3 separate regions of the Homo sapiens genome follow, and all the other regions are linked to region 3. Evidence: chromatin loops called from intact Hi-C (ENCODE). Cell type or tissue: mammary epithelial cell. All regions are shown on one strand. Region 1 overlaps RERE (arginine-glutamic acid dipeptide repeats). Region 2 overlaps RERE (arginine-glutamic acid dipeptide repeats). Region 3 overlaps RERE (arginine-glutamic acid dipeptide repeats).

Region 1 (2,500 bases), 350 kb before region 3:
GGGGAGCGTTGGCTGCGTTGGCTGAGGTTCGTGTGCATGTGGTCAAATGTGTGAACTTGGGTTTTGCTAGACAAAACTCTGGGCTACATGGATTAATTAATATATGCTACAAGTGGTCTTTGTTTTAGAAGTCTTTGCAGTTTGAGCTATTTAAAACTTTTTTTAAATAAGCAAATTAGAAGATTCTGTTTGGGGTGCATTCCTGTCCTTTGGGGAAGTACTGCTGACCTTTAAGAATAGTGGGTAATTGGCCGGGCTCAGTGGCTCACACCTGTAATCCCAGCACTTTGAGAGGCCGAGGCTGGCGGATCACGAGGTTAAGAGATCAAGACCATCCTGGCCAACATGGTGAAACACCGTCTCTACCAAAAATACAAAAATCAGCTGGACGTGGTGGCGCGTGCCTGTAGTCCCAGTTACTTGGGAGGCGGAGGCAGGAGAATCGCTTGAACCCGGGAGGCAGAGGTTGCAGTAAGCTGAGATTGTGCCACTGCACAACAGCCTGGCGACAGAGCGAGACGCTGTCCAAAACAAACAAACAACAAAAAAATAAAAAACAGTGGGTAATTGAAATATTGTATGTTTTAATAATGACTACTAGCCAGATGCGGTGGCTCACATCTGTAATCCCAGCCCTTTAAGAGGCTGAGGCGGGCGGATCACCTGAGGTCGGCAGTTCAAGACCAGCCTGACCAACATGGAGAAATTCTGTCTCTATGAAAAATACAAAATTAGCTGCGCATGGTGGCGCATGCCTGTAATCCCAGCTACTCACGAGGCTGAGGCAGGAGAATCGCTTGAACCCTGGAGGCGGAGGTTGTAGTGAGCCGAGATCGCGCCACTGCACTCCAGCCTGGGCTACAGAGCGAGACTCCTTTCCCCCCACCCCGCGCCCTCCAAAAAAAAGACTACTAATCCACTGAAAAAAGGTCAGTTGGCTGGGCCCAGTGGCTCATGCTGTAATCCCAGCACTTTGGGAGCCAAAGGCGGGTGGATCACCTGAGGTCAGGAGTTTGAGACCAGCCTGGCCAACATGGTGAAAACCCGTCTCTACTAAGAGTACAAAAATGAGCTGGGTGTGGTGGTGCATGGCTGTGATCCCAGCTACTCTGGAGGCTGAGGTAGGGGAATTGCTTGAACTCAGGAGGTGGAGGTTGCAGTGAGCTGAGGTCGTGCCACTGCACTCCAGCCTAGGCAATAGAGGGAGACTTCTTCTCAATAAATAAATAAATAAACGTCAGTTTACAATATTAGAATACTGAAAGCTTGAGTAATTAGAAGAGTCTTATGATTAGAATTAATTATTTCAGGCTAAAAAATATTAGAAGGAGACTCTAGAGGGCAGTATAAGTCAACATGTTCATGCTTCTCCTGGCAATGGAAAGTTAAATTTTGCTTTGGAAAAATATACCAGGTGTTCTGAACTCTTTCCCCACCACACGGTGTCCCGGTTTGGTAGAAATGTGAGTTTTGGAAAGAAGTGCTCTGATTTGGCTTACAAAGATTAGCTAATGTATCAGAATTATATGGCCCTAGGGAATATCTCTGCTTGGTTTACAATACTGTCTTAGAAAAACTGGAATTGCCTGGCCGGGCGCGTTGGCTCACGCCTGTAACCCCAGCACTTTGGGAGGCCGAGGCGGGTGGATCACGAGGTCAGGAGTTCGAGACCAGCCTGACCAACATGGTGATGAAACCCCATCTCTACTAAAAATATAAAAATTAACCGAGCGTGGTGGCGTGTGCTTGTAATCCCAGCTACTCAGGAGGCTGAGGCAGAACTGCTTGAACTCGGGAGGTGGAGCTTGCAGTGAGCCGAAATTACGCTGCTGCACTCCAGCCTGGGCGATAGAGCAAGACTCCGTCTCAAAAAAAAAAAAAAAAAAAAAAAAAGAAAAGAAAAAAGGAAAACTGGAATTCCCTTATTGACTCAACTAAATTGAGTTGAGTTTGCTTTTCAGACATTTGTGGAGCATTAAGTGAAAGGAATATATCTTTATAGCTAATATGTCTTTTGTTTTCAAATCTTGTTGGGTAGGAAGTAAATGTACCCTCTATTCAAACAAATGGGAAGAGTTTGACTTATTTTGACTTTTTTTTTAAACAACTTTTTAAAACAAAGTTAAAATTAGATGCCTCATTTGTGAATGTCTGTGTTAATGTTGAACCTTTCAGAACGTTTGCATTAAGCAAAACCCAGAGCCTATTATGCCTATCACTTTTTCTTCTAATTTTTAACCTTCTATGCATTTTCAGGGAAATCTAATCCTTATGTTATTGACTCATCTTACATATAATTCATCAAATATGGTTTGGAAAGAACTGTTTTGAAGCCTAAGAAGCTCTAGTTTGTAGAGCTTCTTAGGGTCTTAGGCTTTACAAGGCAGAAAGTGGGGATTACCAAGGGCAAACTAATGAATCTCCTATAAATTTAGATTTAATATTTTAAACTATTAATTGCAATTTTTGTTTTTTGAGACAAAATTTCACTCTGTTGCTC
Region 2 (2,500 bases), 300 kb before region 3:
AGCCAAGTATATCTGAGGCTGAATAACCATAAAGGTTATTGTTGACACCTGCAGTAGTAATTTTAAGTGACATTTTTGAAGGTATGCGCCATTCTTTGCTTTTTCATAGTTTCCTTTTTCCACTTGCAGTGAAGAAATGTGTTTGCACAGGAGTAGATAGAAAGTGATGGAATAATACTGCATTTTCTCTCGTTGCTGGAAACATCTTCCCTGTCATTAGCCAGAATTTGATAATTTGATCTCTTTAAATTAGATTTCCAGGCTGAGCATGGTGGCTCACACCTGTAGCCCAGGATTTTGGGAGGCCATGGTGTGAGGACTGCTTGAGCTCAGGAGTTTGAGACTAGCCTGGGAAACCTAGCAAGATCCCTTCTCTACAGAAATTAAGGAAACTTAGCCAGGTGTGGTGATACGTACCTGTAGTCCCAGCTACTCTGGAGGTAAAGGTGGGAGGATTGCTTGAGCCTAGGACATGGAGGCTGCAGTGAGCCATGATCATGCCTTGGCATCGCAGCCTGGGTGACAGAGGGAGACGCTGACTCAAAAAAACAAACAAAAAATATATTTCCGGAGTGAGATTATTCTTTTTTTCTTTTTAAAAATTATTATTTATTTTTTGTGGAGATATGGGAGCTTGCTATGTTGCCCACGCTGGTCTCAAACTCCTGGCCTGTAGTGATGATCCTCCTGCCTCAGCCTCCCAAAGTGCTAGATAGAATTTTAGGGATGAGCCACCACGCCCGGCTGAGATGTTTTTTCTAAATCTAGCAGCTTTCCCCTTTCTCTTACAGATGTAATCATATATTTCTCATGATAATGCTCACAGATTTTGGATCCAGTTTTACCTTTTCATATCACTTACTTTAAAACAGTGTGCCTTCCTGAGACATATAAATGTTGCTCTATTTGAATTATTTCGGATTCAAATTGTGGTACCAGCTAAATATCACTAGCGAACCCATTAAATTTCATTTTTTCTAGAGTTGAACTTTGTTTTAAATTCATATAATTAGTCACTACATGTTTTCTTTTTCTCTTTTCACATGGACATTAAAAATTTTAATTTAGGCCCTCAGAAATGTTAACAAAGCTAATTTTTAAATCTGACAACTCTTTTTAGAATTAATTTACAAGGCAAGAATCTTTCAAATAGTTTTTCCTTCCTTAATTCGTTAGCCCAGAAGGACCTGGCAAAAGTCATTTGGACAGCTGGTGTATTTCCCTGTGAAACAGCAGGGGGAGGTGTTTCCATCCTATGTGTCTTCTAGCGTGGAAATCAGCCAGGAAGGACTTCAGCGGTTTGGATTTTATTAAATGCAGTATTTGGTAACATCATTAATACAGAAGTTGTCCATAGGCACCCGTTTCCTATGTAGACGGCTTCTCTGTGAATAAAAAAGTGTATTCTTTTCAGAGCATCGTCATGTAGTCTTTCCATCATTCTACCATTTCAACTTCATTGGCAGTTTACAGAACGTTTTTGGCCTGTCCATAATATTCATTGCAAAGCATTCTTTGCCATCTTGAATATTTCATCCCTAGTAGTTTGTTTTGATACCATCCAGCCCCATGGTTATTAGTACTTGTGCACTGAGGACTCCTAGATTTAGGTCTAGCCCAGAGCTTTCTGACCACTCAACACATACATCTTAATACATTCCAACAGAATTCCCAGTTTTTGTTCTCTTTGCATGTCAGTAAATGACTGTAGTTGCTTGGATTTAAACCTTATTGTCTTCCTTGGCCTCCTTTTTTCTCACACCACGTGCGCTCTGTTAGCCACTTCTGAGGGCTAGAATCTGACCACTGCTTAACACCTTCACTGCTACGACCTTGCCTGAGTTGTTTCCTAAGGAGCCAGAGGGAGTCTGTTAAAATGTACCTCGGATTGTTACTTCTCTATGCAAAACTCCACCATGGCTTTTCCCTTATTTGAGTAAGTACTGAGCTATCTCTCCATCTCCAATTCTTCTTGCGCTCACTGCTTCAGCCACCATGTCCCTTTGCTGTTGCCTGGACATGCCAGGCATGCTTCTGCCTGAGTCAGAACTTTGTGCTTGCTTTTCTCTCTGCCCAGAATGCTTTCCCCCACTTTAACCATGTAACTTGCACCTTGCTTCGTTTAGGTCCAGTGATCCCTTGCCAGTGATTACCTTAAATTGATGACCTCTCCATGGCCATTGCCCAGCTTTATTTTTTTTCTATAGCACATCTTATGGCCAACTTACAGACTGTGTCTGTAGTAATCTACTTGTTTGTTTATTGTCTGCTCTCTCCCCCACTAGATTGTAATCTCTCTGAGGTTAGAGATTGTGTGTGTTCTGGACATAGCTCCTAGGCCACCTAGTATGAACTCAGTAAACATTTGCTGAAATAATGGGGGAACTGACAGAATCTCCTCTGGAGATTGATGTTTATTTGATGATCAGTGTTATAACTACATTTAAGTGTTATGTTCTAGGTCCTGGGACTTCTCCTGCCCTCCCTGGTTAGTTACTAG
Region 3 (2,500 bases):
TGAGCTTGGCCACATGGCTTCATCTCACTGTGCTTCAGTTGCCTCATTTGTAAAGCAGGGAAAATGAAGGTTTATCTATTTGGGAGTCTGTGAAGATAAAATATAAATAAAGATGAAGATAAAGTATATGTAAAAGATAAATATATATTAAGATATAAAAAGATATGGCTTAGCTTAGTTATTGTAGATTTCATAGTAAAATGTTGTTTGCTTGTTTGTAAATAAAGCTGCTGAGTGAGGATGCATTTTCAGTGGCTGCTGAGTGAGGAAGCATTTTCAGTGGCTGCTGAGTGAGGAAACATTTTCAGTGGCTGCTGAGTGAGGAAGCATTTTCAGTGGCTGCTGAGTGAGGAAGCATTTTCAGTGGCTGCTGAGTGAGGAAACATTTTCAGTGGCTGCTGAGTGAGGAAGCATTTTCAGTGGCTGCTGAGTGAGGAAGCATTTTCAGTGGCTGCTGAGCGAGGAAGCATTTTCAGTGGCTGCTGAGCGAGGAAGCATTTTCAGTGGCTGCTGAGCGAGGAAGCATTTTCAGTGGCTGCTGAGTGAGGAAGCATTTTCAGTGGCTTCCTAAGCCACCATTCCATGATACTCACCTTCAGAGCAGCCACTTCCAAACATCGGCATGTGGATTGCGTTTTCACTGGCCCATAAGAAATAAATGTAGCCATTTTTCCTAACAGTAAATGTAATCAAAGAACTTTTTCTGTTTACTTTTTTGGAGATAAAATGTCATTTCTTTTACAAAATAATGATGAGATCAGGAGGCAGTTACTTCTAATGACCTTACATGGCAAAATAAGAAAGTGGCAATTCGGTATCCATTTCTCAAAAGTTTTATCCTTTTAATTTCAGGTGAATTTTAATTCTCCAGAAATAATCATTTCATCAGATGTTTACTGAATACTTATTCAAGATGTTGTCTTAGACCTGTGGGGTACTCACAGATGAGATAGCACGTACTTTGGCAAGTTGGGTGGGCCCATGTATGGTTACAGCACAGGGAAGCCTGTCTGTGCCAGCACAGAGGCGGGAATGAAAAGATGTAGGAGTGAAACCTGTATGATGCCATCCAGTGGTGGGGGAGTGAAGTGAAGGGAAGGCTTCATGGAGAAGAAGGCAGCAAATGTGATGAATTGAGTCCTGAGTGATGAGGAGGACTACAGGGCCTGGACAGAGGAGGAGGTGGGGGTGGTATGGGGCTCAGGGGCTCACCCAGCAGGCAGGAGAGTGCTGAGGAACAGAAAACTGGCCATTGTGTTTGACATAAGCCAAAGGCCGTGAGGCGGGGGAATATGGTAGAAAGGAATATGGTAGAAAAGTCTTCCGGTAACACAGAGAAAGTCTCAGAAGAAGTAGTCAAGCAGCTGGGCCTTTGTTCCTTAGGCCCTGAGGAACCTTTGACCGTTTGGAGAAGAAGTGGCAAGGTACTAGCGGGGCTTTGGGAAGACTCACCTGGTCTGTGTGCAGCATGGGAGGGCCGGCCCAGGGAAGAGCTGTGGCAGGACCTCAGGTCCAGACGTCTGAGTGGAGGTGTGGGGCCAGGGTGGGATTAGCAAATGGCTGAGTTCATCCACCAGAACAACACAGAGCTTAGGAAATCTCATTACAGTGTTCAGTGTTGGCAGAAATCTTGAGCTATTGCAGTTCCTTTGCACTGTACAAATGGAGTGGTAAATGTAGTGGTAAAAAAAAAATTTTTTTTAACTGATTTTTTAAAATGTTATAAAAAGGTGCCTGGGTAAGGAACATCTTCATGAGTGTCTTAGACTGGCCCCACCTATTTACAAGTTAAAGCCACAAGACCTTCACGTACTTCCCTCCTTTCCCTTTGCCTTTCCCCAGAAGAGGATCTGGAGGTGGCACCGAGGGACTGCCTTGCCTGGAGGCAGCTGCCTCCTCACTGTGGGCTTCCTCGTGGGTGGCGGTTTAGATCAGAGCCCTTCGGCCTCTTGAACGTAGGAGGCTGAGATTTCAGAATTCCACTTCTCTGCGTGTGCCTTCAAGCAGATCATCATTCTCCCTGCTGCACTCAGAGACCACAGAGGTGATATTTAACGATTAGCAGCAGAGCCCGCTGACAGTGCCAGGCTCCTTTAGGGATTAGAGGATTCGGTTGGTTAACAAAAGAAGGAGCCCAGGAGAACAGTGCTTTAATTACCAGAGTTGTTACTGGAAGACAACCGGTTGCCTCCTGGAAAAAGATCTGTAGAAGGTGGCTGCTCCTGAATATCGCTGCTGGTTCTGCCCAGTGCCCGGCTTCTCACCTCAGATGTTCTGAACAGTTGTCAGATCCAGCCCTTGAATCGTTGGGGAGGGAAAGGAAAGAATGACTCGCATAGGATTCCATGCCAGGAAATGTTCCTGACTGCACTCGGCAGCAGCGTTGGAGCACTCCAGTTAGGGCAGCTCTTCAGGGGACAGCGTCGCATGCAGACTTCCTGGGACCGGCTCTCAGGGCCACAGCTCTTTCCTCATGGCCTGGGTCACTCTCTGGGCCCGG

Evidence for each region. Hi-C counts contacts between places; a loop is a spot of excess contacts. Peaks named below come from ENCODE experiments on the same cell type or tissue, not always from the same donor. Only the 100,000 strongest peaks of a DNase experiment are listed, where the experiment ranks them.
Region 1: a loop joins it to region 3, with 4 times the contacts of the local background. A loop is called at or near these places in 9 of 110 quality-filtered maps.
Region 2: a loop joins it to region 3, with 8 times the contacts of the local background. A loop is called at or near these places in 4 of 110 quality-filtered maps.

What each region holds. Positions count from the first base shown.
Region 1 is chr1:8,725,541-8,728,040 of GRCh38, reverse strand. All of the region lies in intron 1 of RERE (arginine-glutamic acid dipeptide repeats), which reads left to right. Among named protein-coding and RNA genes, the nearest start is that of RERE, 91 kb to the left of the region's middle. In mammary epithelial cell, a CTCF peak has its summit at 1,364 (motif pointing right); a DNase peak (open chromatin) is centred at 1,440.
Region 2 is chr1:8,670,234-8,672,733 of GRCh38, reverse strand. The region is part of intron 1 of RERE (arginine-glutamic acid dipeptide repeats); the gene reads left to right. Among named protein-coding and RNA genes, the nearest start is that of RERE, 150 kb to the left of the region's middle. In mammary epithelial cell, a CTCF peak has its summit at 1,230 (motif pointing right); no DNase peak of the experiment used is centred here.
Region 3 is chr1:8,373,564-8,376,063 of GRCh38, reverse strand. The region is part of intron 12 of RERE (arginine-glutamic acid dipeptide repeats); the gene reads left to right. Among named protein-coding and RNA genes, the nearest start is that of RERE-AS1, 50 kb to the left of the region's middle. RefSeq lists an enhancer at 1,701-2,393 and a silencer at 2,261-2,500. In mammary epithelial cell, a CTCF peak has its summit at 1,075 (motif pointing left); a DNase peak (open chromatin) is centred at 2,333; H3K27ac peaks cover 740 bases.